3 separate regions of the Mus musculus genome follow, and all the other regions are linked to region 1. The links are chromatin loops, found by intact Hi-C in ENCODE. Cell type or tissue: left cerebral cortex. All regions are shown on one strand. Each heading gives the region's core, and the rest is flanking DNA. Links, peaks and the distances in the headings are about the cores only.

What was found. A loop is a pair of places that touch in the nucleus more often than their neighbours do. Peaks named below come from ENCODE experiments on the same cell type or tissue, not always from the same donor. Only the 100,000 strongest peaks of a DNase experiment are listed, where the experiment ranks them.
Region 2: it touches region 1 in a loop (2.1-fold over the local background); 2 of 42 quality-filtered maps call a loop at or near these places.
Region 3: a loop joins it to region 1, with 2.1 times the contacts of the local background. A loop is called at or near these places in 2 of 42 quality-filtered maps.

What each region holds. Positions count from the first base shown.
Region 1 is chr7:49,973,602-49,978,106 of GRCm38, forward strand. It overlaps Nell1 (NEL-like 1), which reads left to right and starts at 1,749. Exons shown (of 20, transcript NM_001037906.2): 1 at 1,749-1,842. The coding sequence starts at 1,788. In left cerebral cortex, for the core only: CTCF peaks have their summits at 1,039 and 2,239; DNase peaks (open chromatin) are centred at 658, 1,107, 1,348, 2,148 and 2 more places; H3K4me3 peaks cover 2,409 bases; H3K27ac peaks cover 1,344 bases.
Region 2 is chr7:50,092,031-50,096,535 of GRCm38, forward strand. The region is part of intron 3 of Nell1 (NEL-like 1); the gene reads left to right. Among named protein-coding and RNA genes, the nearest start is that of Nell1, 120 kb to the left of the region's middle. In left cerebral cortex, for the core only: no CTCF peak of the experiment used is centred there; DNase peaks (open chromatin) are centred at 2,211 and 2,672; H3K27ac peaks cover 810 bases.
Region 3 is chr7:50,240,022-50,244,526 of GRCm38, forward strand. All of the region lies in intron 9 of Nell1 (NEL-like 1), which reads left to right. Among named protein-coding and RNA genes, the nearest start is that of Nell1, 270 kb to the left of the region's middle. In left cerebral cortex, for the core only: a CTCF peak has its summit at 1,885; DNase peaks (open chromatin) are centred at 1,412 and 2,021; H3K27ac peaks cover 571 bases.

The sequences.
Region 1 (4,505 bases), core at 294-4,293:
CCAGGACACATGTCACAATAGATTGTAATTTCAGCAGCAGTGCATCCAACATTGTCTTCTATCTTCCAGGGGCACACACACACACACACACACACACACACACACACACTCTTAAAAGCTGGAGAGTTAAGCCTTGACATCCACTCTGTAATGGCCCAGTTCAGCTGCATTGCAGTGGGTACTTCTCAGGCTGATTTATCTTTCATGATTTCTTTCTTCACCTGCCGGGGAAGGTACGAACGGGGAGCAAATGGGCAAGGGGGTGTATACAGAATGTCCTGAAAAATAGGATCAAGGTCAGAGGACCATGTAGGTTAAGACCTTTCCTCTTCATAAACTGTGCAACTAAATTGGTGACCCCCCACTGGACTCCTGGGGTCAAAGGTATGTGAAGTAAAGGCCCTGGGAGCACAGAGGATGGGCAAATGCCAGAGAGAAACCCTGGAAAGAAAGCAGAGCTCTTTTGTTGAACTCTTTCCCCCCCCCCCCCTCTGGGATCTGGGAGGTTGTTATGAGTTTAAGTATCTCAGAGTAGTATTGGATGTTGGGGGAAGCTGGAGCCATAGATGGAGCCACAGGACAAGCTGGGGTGCGGGAGGCTTCGAGTCACATGGCATGAACATGTAAGCTGGAGGTACTGACCTTTCAGGTTCTGTGACTGCATCATCTCTAGATAGACTGAAGCACACAGTACAGGGACCCTAGCGGGGCGGCCCCAGTAGCAGAGGGTACACTAGACAGGAGAGACTCCTCTGCTTGTCCACTGGTCGCCAGCAAAGCCCAGCTTTTCTCTCTACAGAATGGTGTTCCAGTAGGGGTTTCCAAAGAAAGGAGAGAGAGAGAGAGAGAGAGAGAGAGAGAGAGAGAGAGAGAGAGAGAGAGAGAGACCGAGACCTAAACAGCGGGTTTTGGAGAAAACCATCCAGAAAGTCACACAACAGCCAAAAAAAAAAAAAAAAAAAAAAAAAAAAGGTTTAGAAGGTTTAGAACTTCCCCTATGTGGCAGCATTTGGCCTGTAGAACGAAGCTAGCAAACACTTCTTAAATTCGAGCCATAGATTGCTCTAAGCTCAGGGACTCCCACCTCAACACCCTCAACCAGCACTCTTAAAAGCTAGTATCCAGTCACAAGAGCCTTTGGCTGGGACTAGACAGCAAGTACAGGTGGCGGTTGGGGACTCAGGCATCATCCGTCCCCTGCCCCCTCCTCCGCCCCCACCTGCTCCTCCCCACCCACTTGCTGGAGCGAATCGGTAGTAGTTATTTCCCAAGGAGGTGCTGGGAGCACTTCTCGACACCGCCTAGGTCTGGTTCCCCTAGGGAACAAAACCCACGCACGCAGGCTGGGCGGCTTCGGACCCGGCCTGGATGAACTGTTGCAACTTGGGCAGCCCGCAGCGCGGCGCAGTGGCAGAGGCGGGGGCGTGAAGCCGTGAGGCGCGGGTAGCCGGGATCCTTGCATCTCCGGAGTCCAGGAGGCGAGCGGAATCCGCACAGACTCCCAGGGCAACCTGCGGGAGTGGCGGAGCCCCGCGCTCCCGCCCTAGCTCAGGGGGAGCGCAGCTGCAGCAGGGTTTAGGGCCCCAGCCCCGTGCCACCGCCACCCGCGGTGGAGGGTGGGCTGGGGGCGGGGCAGTCGGGGTTGCTTTCCCGGGCGCCGCCGAGCCACCTCCCCTGCCGCCCGCTAGTAAGTTTGGCCGCTTCGAGCCCACAGAGCCGCGGCTTTCTGAAGCATTGGTTTCTTGCTGGCGTTGGTGCGCCCTGCTTGGCGGGGGGCCTCCGGAGCGATGCCGATGGATGTGATTTTAGTTTTGTGGTTCTGTGTGTGCACCGCCAGGACAGGTAAGCAAGGCTGGGCATTAAGCGGGATTTGGGGGAAGGTGGTGGTGATGATAGTGCTGCTCCCGACTGCTGTAACCCGGGATTACTCTGTCTAGGAGAGACTCGGAACCTATCTCTGACGGGCTAGAGAAGGGCAGCAGAGTGCTTGGGTTCTGATTGCCCAGCACAGCTCGGGGTAAAAGCGCTAGAAAAGATGCCCGGGCGAGTGTTCTCTTCCCCGGGGACGCAGCAGCGGGCATTCAGTATGCGGGGTGCGGCCGGGTGGTCGCAGCCTTGTGTGGCTAGCAAGCAGCTTCCCGGTTCTAAGGAGTCAGAACCCGCTGCAGCGTGGCCAGAGATCCTACATCCTTGAACTTGCAGGGTGCGGTGGCCAAGGGTGTCCCCGAGCCGCGGGAGTTCCACCCGCAGAGGGAGCGCGTGCGGCAGGCAGGCGCGGCCAGAGCCGGGGGAGCCAGACGGCGCACGGGAGAGGGCTGCGAGGAAAGGGGGGACCCGCGAGCTCTTCCGTGGTTCCCACATGGCTCCCAGAGGGAACTCCAGGAGTGGTCTCCTGTCAGCTCCCTGCCCAAACAACTAAGCGAACAATTATTAGGAGGTAAATTGGACCAGTGGAGACGACAGAAGATTTTCTCAACCTCTAAACCGTGTTCCTCCTGCTGTCATCCAAGATTGTGGGGTGGGACCCGGGGCCAAGGAAACTGGCCTGATGACCAAGTCCCTATAGAATCTGCCTGCTGGAGGTGCGGTTGTGATGACCCTGAGGCGCACTCCACTCTTTCCTCTTCCACGGGGTTCCCTGACTCCGGGTCCCTGGGGTTCAAGAATGTAGCCTACTTCACCAAGCTTGCAGTAGTTGTCAGGAGGCAGGGGCGGGGTTAGGAAGGGTAGGAAGCAGATCAACAAGGCAGACAGGGGAAGAGATAGTTCTTGGTAGCCAGACATCAGATTCATTGCCCACAGACTTCGGATCCCTAGAATGGACGCATAGGCATTCCCTGTCCCCATGTCGGCGGCCCTCCAGTACCTTCATTCCCCACTCTAGAGGTTCAGTCTCCTTCCCAAGCCAGACAGCTGGTTTACGTTTAGAGGACTGAGGAACACACCCCTTCTTTAGTCGACTTAAAAAGTTCCCATCCCTTATGCCCCAGACTCCCCACTTTGGCAGGCAGTTAGGGGTCTGTGAGCTTCTAGCCTCCCCTCCCTTACTTCCCAGGACCGAAGTGGACTAAGGTTTTCCTTTGCCTAATCCCAGTGAGACGGGGAAACCTTTCTCTAGGGACAAAAGAACCTGAGTGTCTTTCCGGAACTCCCTTCGCAGCCAATAGACCCAAGGCTAAGTGGCGCTTACTACAGTTGCTCCTTGCAATTAGAACTAGTTCCAGGAAGATGAGGACATGGCCTACTAGTGCTGGGCTACCGGTGGGGAGGAGGAGAGTGTTGCTGGGGACATCCTACAGGGAAAGGGAAGATAGGGAGAAGACAGATGGCGAAGGAGCAGCCTGATGACCATTCCATATCATTCCAGATTAGGACCCAAGTGCTTACATCCTTTGTTTTCATTACTCTTTTGAAGAGTTGCCAAAAACTGCTCATGAGCTTCAGGCTGAGTTTCCACTATACTTCAGTTTCTGACGTGAGGTCTTCCCCCCTCCCTACAATCCTAGCTCCCTTTTACATCTTGAACAGTGGGTGGCTTATTAGGTGCCACACACACACACACACACACACACACACACACACAGAGAGAGAGAGAGAGAGAGAGAGAGAGAGAGAGAGAGAGAGCGCACGGGAGAGAGAGACAGACAGACAGAGACACACACACACACACACACACACACACACACACACACACAGAGAGAGAGAGCGCACAGGAGAGAGAGAGAGAGACAGACAGAGACAGACAGACAGAGAGAGAGAGAGAGAGAGCGAGCACGGGAGAGAGAGACAGAGACAGAGACACACACAGAGAGAGACAGAGACACAGAGAGAGAGACAGAGACACAGAGAGAGAGACAGAGCTGACTGGAGAACTTAGAGCTTTGCTGAGAATCTTGGTAGAAACCAGAAAGCATTCTTGTTACACTGTGTGATGTGGGGGAGAGGTGGGCTGTGAGAAATTGGGGTCATGGGAGTGAAGTTCTGGTTACATGGTAGAGAGGATGATCACCTACCTGTAAGGCTTTGCCCAGGCAGTGAGTTGTGTGAGTTGTGCCTTGATGGCTCTGGAGGAATAAAGTGGAATGTAGTCAGGCCCCCCAAAAAACCCTGGACAAAGACAGAATGGATCTAAGATGTAGCTCCCCAACCTGTCCCTAAGCTTGGTACAAGGCCAATCCTTGTGCTTCCTGGTAGCAATTACTTGATTGCCTGAGGCTGCATATTTTTCATACATAAATTGTTGGAAGAATTAAAGAAATGGAAGAAATTATGCCTTGTGGGTTTGCAGTTTCTTGTAGCTGGAGAGAGCATTGTGTTCGGTTTCTGGAAGCAGCCCCTTTGGTTTTGCCCAGGAAGCCCCATCTCCATCCCTTACATCCATCTTTGGGTTTAGAAGGAGGCCGGCTGGAGATTACTGTATCAGGATCCAAACAGCTGCTTAGAGAGTTTATTTGTCAAGTGAGACAATTGTTGTCTGGGACATTACCAGTCCTAGATGAAGTAAA
Region 2 (4,505 bases), core at 311-4,310, 120 kb after region 1:
TCACAGTAGCTAAGATGTGATGTCATTCCAGGTGCCTAGCAATGTGGGAGTTGGTCATTCTAGAGTCTGTCAAGTTGACAATATTAACCATCACGGTGGATAAAGAAATTTAATACATAGTATTTATATTATATATACACATACATTATATATGTATATAATAAATATATGTAGTATTATATATATGTACACATATATAGTATGTATGTATAGAGGTGTTGTATATGTAAAGTTGCATATTATGCACATATGTACATATATACATATGCACTGATTTTCTGTGTTCACAGTAGCTAAGATGTGATGTCACCCCAGGTGCCTAGCAACATGGGAGTGAATGTATCAGTGACTTTCTTCATTGTTGTGATGAAATAACTAGAAATAAGCAATTTAAGGGAGGAAGGGCTTATTGTTTATTGTCATTTAAAGTCAAAGGGGCTCATCCATCATGGTAGAGAGGATATGGCATACATATATATATCTCCAGGAAATGAATCTAGTTTGATGTTAGATTACAAGTGAGTGTAACTGGTGGTAAATTAGCAAGCAGCTCTGAGGTTCTAAGAAGTTCTGGGTTAGTTACAATCATCAGCTGTGTTTGGCATTGTTCAGTAAAAGCACCTCTGCTCCAAGGTTGGCTTATAGCACTTTTGTCTCTGATGCATAATGTCAACAGCGTCAGCTCTCCTACTGTCAGCAACTCAACAGTTGACACCATGACTTAGGTACAATGCTGTGGAAGAGTGTGTGTAGTGTTAGGTCAACCTCATTCCATCCTTAGATCTGCCACCAACCAGAGATGGTGTCACAGTTAGTCACTGTGTATCTCTGAACTCTGCTTTCTGTATCCATGAATTATGCATATTTTCTATCTAGTGTCCATAGTCAGATATCTTAGAACAATATATGTGTCTTAGTCAGGGTTTCTATTCCTGGACAAAACATCATGACCAAGAAGCAAGTTGGGGAGGAAAGGGTTTATTCAGTTTACGCTTCCATACTGACTGCTGTTCATCACCAAGGAAGTCAGGACTGGAACTCAAGCAGGTCAGGAAGCAGGAGCTGATGCAGAGGCCATGGAGGGATGTTCCTTACTGGCTTGCTTCCCCTGGCTTGCTCAGCCTGCTCTCTTATAGAACTAAGACTACCAGCCCAGAGATGGCACCACCCACAAGGGAACCTCCCGCCTTGATCACTAATTGAGAAAATGCCTTACAGCTGGATCTCATGGAGGCATTTCCCCAACTGAAGCTCCTTTCTCTGTGATAACTCCAGCCTGTGTCAAGTTGACACAAAACTAGTCAGTACAATGACATACAGTTGGTACTCAATAATTGTTAATTACTATTATTAATGTAACTATTAGGGACAGTATACTTTCCGTTTTCACTCCAGTAGGCATTGTTTGGTTTTATTTTTTGAGATTTTTTTTCAGTCTCTATTTCTATTTTTAGAATGTCTATTGAAATCCGTCATATTTGACATCTGGTCTTTACGTTTTACTTGCAAACACCAGAGGCTAAGGAAAGAATTAGTAGTGAGAAAGCCCTGAGTTATGTTGCTACCATAGTGACCAATATAAGGAGTCATCTTCCTGGCCACTTTTTGAGAATGAATCAAGGGGCTTTCTGTGTCTGCCGTCTGTGCTGAGATGGATGGAGGAGGATCATGTGGTTGTCTTTGGTTCATCTTCCCTAGGAACCTATGATGTAATGAGTTCTGTGCTCACATGACTTCATATTCTTCTTGTGCTCAGATACCCACCAATCTCATGTAGGCTGGAAGACCCTTTTATTTCTTTTTCTTGTTGTAGTTAATGTCTTTCAAAATAATTCTTTTCTTTCCAGTTCATTTCTTGGTCTTTATTTGTGTGTGTTCGTGTGTGTGTGTGTGTGTGTGTGTGTGTGTGTGTATGCAGGTGTGTGTGGTGTATGTACATAGATGTGCACACATGAGGAAGCTGGAGGAAGTATCTTGCTTTATCACTCTCCATCTTATTCTTTGAGACAGGATCTCTTATTGACTCTGGCTCTAGGATGACAGCTAGCAGTCTCCAGCAGCCCTCCCATTGCCATGCCTCACAGTGGTGGCACTACAGGTACATGTCGCCACAGCTGGCTTTTTACATGGATGCTAGGGTTCACACTCAGGGTCTCAGACTTGTATAGCAAATCCTCTGACTACTGAGCTGTCTCCCTAATTCCCACAACTGTTCTTGAGGTTTGTTTTCCCGTAAGCTTGTGTCAGGTGGATCTCACAACCAAAACCCAGGTGAGCTGGTCTACTCAATTGTGAGTAAATCCAGATCCAAGAGAAGGTGCATAGAGCACCCAGCCTTTTCTTATTCAGATGTGGAGTACTAGCGACATCTCCAGTGGGGCATGGCTTCCTAGGCTCTATCGCTGAGGGATATTTATTTATTTATTTATTTATTTATTTATTTATTTATTTTTAGCCTTTTCCTTGGTCTTATTTTAGATTTAGAGGGAAGTTTTAGAAATGTACAGAGCATCCATGTGTCTCCCACACTGAGCCTAACTCCAATAATAACATCTTACGTAACCACTGAAATTGTAAAATCCAGGAAGTTAGCAGGATAACATGATTATTCACCACGCTGTGCAGTTTATTTTAATTTACCTTCCCCACTGAGATCTGTCCTTCACCACTCTAGAATCTCCCCCAGGATCCCACATTACATTTAGTCGCCGCTTCTCATGTTCAGGATGTGACAATCTCTCAGACATTCCTGTCTTTCAGGGCTTGACAGCACCGAAGCATATGGCCAGTTACTTTGCAGAAAAAGCTCATTTTGTTTTTGACATTTTCTTGTGATTAAATCTTTTTTTTTTTTTGGCAAGAATGAAGTGAAGTTGCCTTTCCACTTGTATTGTGTCATAGGACTCGTGGTGTCCATTTAGAGTCTTAGACCGATTATGCATTCTCTCCCTTGGCTAAGGTGGGGGCCACCGTTCTTTACTGAGAAGTTCCTGCCTTTCCTTTGGAATTAGAGGAAACAGTACATTGTAAAGTTCTTTCTAGGCCACTGCTTACTGAGAAGAGCTGCTCCTGCAGCCTGTCTGTGATGAGAGAGGTTCTGATGGGGATTGACAGCTCAGAGACACCCAGATGTGGTTTTACCTTACTGCTTTGCCTTTTAGTCAGAACCTTTACCTTGCCTCCCTCCCTCTTTCCCTCTTCTTCCCCTTTCTCTTTCTTGTAACATCATTTTACTTCTTGGAGGTGAGGGAGGGCATCAGGATTCCTTTCTGTATTGTAAGATTAGGTCTTTTGTGAATGGACATCCATAACACAAAGCACTTGCCTGGTCATCGACATTCTCCTAAGGGTGTAGATAAAGTAGAGCTCTCTCCTAAGGTACACCCTTAGGAGAAAAAGTAGCCCTCATTACAGATGCTTGGAACCAGAAGTGTTTTGGATTTGAGCTTTCTTTTCATTTATATTTCACCAAACCTTATACATATAGTCTGAAGATAATTTCATGTAACATTTTTCAGTGTACTTGCATGAAACTCTGACCTGTCTGTCACATGAGGCCAGGTATAGAATGCAAAAACATCCTTTCACTGTTATTTCACTGTGCAGAGTAGAACACGTCCATTTAAGTATATATTCTACATTGAACGTGCTCCCTCATCGTTTGTGCCCTCTACCTCCCCATCTTGTTATTCCTCTGTTGTTCTTAGACACTGCTCTTCTGTCATCTATGCATGGGTGTGTTCTTGCTTGTGTGTGTGCACATGTGCAAGTGCATGTGTGTGTTTATGTAGGCCGGAAGCTAAGTCTGGCTCTTCTCCTTTATCTCTTTTCATCTTACTTTTTTGAGGGGCATCTCTTATTGAGTCTATAGTTCACTGATTGCTTTCTGGATGCCTGGTAAGCTCCAGGGGTCTTCCTGTCTTTGCTCCATAGCACCAGGGTTATGGGTGCACATCACTGTGGCTGCCTGGCTTTTTCCCTTACCTAAGAGCTGGGAATCCAAACTAAAGTCCTATGTGTTCACAGCAGGCACTAAACCAATTGGACCATGTCTCCAGTCCCCAGTATGATATTTCAATGCATTCATATGATATGTAAAGGTCAAAATTTGTGATATGTCTGTTTCCTTACATTTTATTAGTTCTTTGTATTGAGAACATGCACAAGCCTTTTGACTGGGCATTTAAAAATAGCCCATTAATTGATATGTGCCACAGTAACTTTATTGTACTATAGAGTATTGGGAGTTACTTCTTCTTTGAACCTGCTTTTACCAGGATGATTAGTGTGCAACTTGAATGAAGTACAAGGCACACTTTAAAAGGAGTACTGCCATGGTCACCATGACTCTGTTGCCTAGGTGTCTGGGAAGCTACAGTTGTTTAGGGCCCAAAAAGGTGACCTCCCAATGATGATGGCAGGAAGCCTCTTTAGCCCTTGGGGATGGGATGGTAGTAGGGCACTCTCTCAGAACAGGGCAGGCGTGTTAACCTCAAAGCTTACTG
Region 3 (4,505 bases), core at 311-4,310, 270 kb after region 1:
GGATTCTCTTCCCTTAGCTGGCCTGCCTGGTCAGGCCTCAGTGGGAGAGGATGTGCTTAATCCTGCAGTGAGTTGATGTCCCAGGGTGGGGAGGTACCCAAGGCAGCGGGGTGGGGTGGGGTGGGGTGGGGTGTGTGTTCCTCTTCTCTGAGAAGAAGAGGAGGAGTTAGTGGGGGGGGCGATTTGTGAGGGTGGGACTAGGAGGAGAGGAGGGAGGGGGGCTGTGACCAAGATATAAAGTGAATAAATAAAAAATGAAAAAAAGAATGAAATTAAATATAATGTTATTTTTAAAAACTTAAGTCTTTTGGGTGGTGGGTGGTGGGTGGCACTGTGTGGATGGATGGCTCAGTGGATAAGAGCCCTGGCTGCTCTGCAGAGAACTTGGGTCTGGTTTCCAGCATCCATAGCTCACAACTGCTTATAACCTCAGTTCCAGGGGATCTGATACCCTGTTGCCTTCTTGGACACCTACATGCATGTGGTATACATAAACTTACACAGGTGCACACATACAGGCATATATTTTTTTTAAATGAAGTTTTAAAATAGGGCTATGGAACACTCAGAAAAGTGATTTAAGAAAGGGCACCGTGTTAACCGAGCTGGAGGCAGTGGCCAAGCCTGAGACTTGGACATATTCCATATGAAAATGATGGGCAAGCAGATAGACTGCCTAGGGAGAAAAAGAGAAGGGATGGCTGTGAGTGACAGCTAAAGGACCTGGCCTATAAGCATTGATTTATATGAGTGTCTGTGCGAGTGAGCAGGTGCCAAGTTTTGAAGGAGAGCCCACGGGAGACAAGCAACGCGAAGTACAGAGACAGGGCAAAGGGAAGAAACAGTTTGGTGTGTGCTTGTGTGCATTATGTCTTCTGTTTGGCATCTGTGGGTTGGAGATGCCTTGGTGATACCCAGTTTGATGTGGGTATCTTATTCAGAGAGAGGGAGTTTGTAAGCTCACCAAAGTAATTTACTGAGGATGGTAGGACCCTTGGATGTTTAGTACTTCTGATCTGTAAGGCTCTTTTAGTGTGAAGCAGAGTGCTATGTCAAAGTCACCAAGTGCCCAGGGATGGCTGACATGTGTGAGGGAATGAAGATCTGAATGTGGACAGAGAAACCTCTTGTGCCTTTCTGACAGGGTCAACAGAACTAGCACTTGTCAATTGTTCATTCAGTGTGCACTCAAGTGGCCAGAGTGTCCAGTCCCCAAACTCAAGAAATCAAGGTCACATCCAAAGGCCCAGATGTCGGTGGGTGCAAAAGGAACAATAAACTGTCTCTAAATGCCCAGCATGCTTGTTTCTGACATCACGAGGAAGTGTGTGCTGGAGCTGGGTTTCAATTTCATGGTTGGACACTGTGAAATCCTCTACTTTGCATGTCCCTGGTGTGACATGAAGGGCTCCGGGTATCCATTTGTGTTTCTGCCCACACTGAAAGCTGTAGGGATGAATTCTCCAGTGCCCAGCCAAAGGCAGTAGGGCCTGACTCACCTTGCGCTTGAATTTCCTCATACATCAAAAATAAGTCTTTTGGCTGCAGATTAAGAGGTTTGATAATGAGGACTTGTATTATCCATAAAGAAGGAGATGACAGTGAAGAAAGGGATGCTATCAGAGCAGTGGGGGAGAATATGAATGCAGGGGGACTTTCCAATCCCAAAAGTTGTTGGAGGTTATTTTGTGGACACCTGGCATTCATATCATATGCACTTTCTGTACCTTGACACAGCTGCAACTGGTGGAGACATATAGACCCAGGCTGGTGTCATTCCCCAGGCCCCAAAGCTCCCTATGATGTGATGGCATAAAATTCAGCAGACATTTATTTTTTATAGCAGCCTGGTGGATGCAGGATGTGTCTCTGAGTGTGGCATAAACAGTAGGGCATTTTTATCTCTATATAGGATTTTTTGGATGAGCCTGCCAGAAAAGAAAGGAGCCAGCCGAATGTTTCAAGACAGGGTAGCAAGCGTGTTAATACCATTGTGGAGTGGCAAGGGGCCAAAGGGAAAGAAAAGGAGAATTTCTGCATTACCCAGTCCATGCCAAGAAACAGATGGCAGTGTCGGCGGGAGTGTGTTTAGCAGAACTGTCACTCTGGAACAAGCCACCTCGCCAAGTTGGCAGCTGCTGTCTTTTAGAAGTATGGGAATTTATCACACAGGAATCCCAGGGTCTTGGAGATGGGTCTTCCTGTGTAAGCCAGTGGGGTGAGGGGACCCAGAGTGTCATTAGGAGCAATGAGTCACAGCCACTGATTTATCTAGAACACTGTGGCATAAAAGAGATTTTTTTTAAATTAAAAATAACAAGGAAAGAATCAGTTAGGGAACTGTTTCATCCACTATTTAGGTGTTGTTATTGTTGCTGCATTGCTTTGAAACTGTTGGATGTTTAAAGCTCTATGGAGGAGCAGAAATAACTCCTAGCAGGCCAGGAGATTTGTTGTTGTTTCTTTTACTACTCACTAGAGCTCATTAGATTGAAGTAGAAGTGGTATTTATCATTTCTAGTCAACAATAAGCCCAGAGAGGCACTGAGCTTGAGGTGGGGTTCACAATTATGCCTACACAGTTCTGACTCTCATGGAGGTGACAGTGGGAAAGATGTAAAATTAAGTGTGTAGTTAAGATACAATGTCACATATGCTCTGTGTGTAGATAAGATACAATGTGATATATGCTCTGCTAGGGTGTGGTCCACAGAACAATAGAAACAGCAAGTAGAAGAGTTAATTAGGGTTCAGGCTCAAGATCAACTTCCTGGGGTTGGAGAGATGGCTTTGTCTGTGCATTGCTTGCTTTACAAGTACGGGGACAAGAGCTAGGATCCCCAGAGCCCATGGAAATGTTGGACATAGTGGCATGAACCTGTGAGGTTCATCCATGTCTATATACAGAGACAAGCAGATTCCTGAAGCTTATTGGCTCCCCAGCCTAGCTAAATTGATGATTTTCATGTTTAGTGAAAGACTTTAAAAAAATAAAGGTGAGAGCAAACAGAGGAAAGAGATCTGATATTGATCTTGGGCCTTCCTGTGCACAGGTGTGAGCACCCTCCCACCCTGTACCTATCCACCTAATTATGAATTTACATCATAAATACAATACAGACAGACAGACAGACAGCAGGCAGGCAGGCAGGCAGGCAGACAGACAGACAGACAGACAGACACACACACACACACACACACACACACACACTTCTTTTTTTTTCAGTTTCCAATTTAGTTTATTCATAAATATTTAATGTGTTGAATATACAATTACAAATTTACAGACACTTATTATTTTTTAAACAACTATAAACTGTAAACTTGTACAGATTTGTTTTGAATTTAATATAATTTGTTTGAAAGACCTAATATTAGCTACTAAAACTCTTTTTTTTTCCATTTTTATTAGGTATTTAGCTCATTTACATTTCCAATGCTATACCAAAAGTCCCCCATACCCACCCACCCCCACTCCCCTACCCACCCACTCCCCTTTTTTGGCCCTGGCGTTCCCCTGTACTGGGGCATATAAAGTTTGTGTGTCCAATGGGCCTCTCTTTCCAGTGATGGCCGCCTAGGCCATCTTTTGATACATATGCAGCTAGAGTCAAGAGCTCCGGGGTACTGGTTAGTTCATAATGTTGTTCCACCTATAGGGTTGCAGATCCCTTTAGCTTCTTGGGTACTTTCTCTAGCTCCTTCATTGGGGGCCACGTGATCCATCCAATAGCCGACTGTGAGCATCCACTTCTATGTTTGCTAGGCCCAGGCATACTCTGACAAGAGACAGCTATATCAGGGTCCTTTCAGCATAATCTTGCTAGTGTATGCAATGGTGTCAGCATTTGGAAGCTGATTATGGGATGGATCCCCGGATATGGCAGTCTCTACATGGTCCATCTTTTTATCTCAGCTCCAAACTTTGTCTCTGTACCTCCTTCCAAGGGTGTTTTGTTCCCACTTCTAAGGAGGGGCATAGTGTCCACACTTCAGTCTTCACTTTTCTTGAGTTTCATGTGTTTAGGAAATTGTATCTTATATCTTGGATATCCTAGGTTTTGGGCTAATATCCACTTATCAGTGAGTACATATTGTGACACACACACTTCTTAAGAGAAGATAGGACATCATTAAAATAGATCTAGGTCTGTCTACCTGTCTATGTGTCTATCTATCTATCTATCTATCTATCTATCTATCTATCTATCTATCTATCTATTGAGAGAGTGAATATGGATGGCTATATATGGGTGTGGTGGAGACAGATTGGGGCATATATGTTTGAGAGTGTTGAAATGGGTAGGTATATAGGCGAGGAGGGAGGAAATGGATGAGTTTATATGTTGAAAGATGCAAATGGATGGATAAATACCTTGGAAGGCTGAAAACTGATATAGAAGTTGGGAGGGTAGAAATGTATGGCTATATATGTTATAAGGGTGGAAACAGATGGGTATATGTTAGAACTATGAAAAAGGATGGGTATACGTTAAAAAATAGAA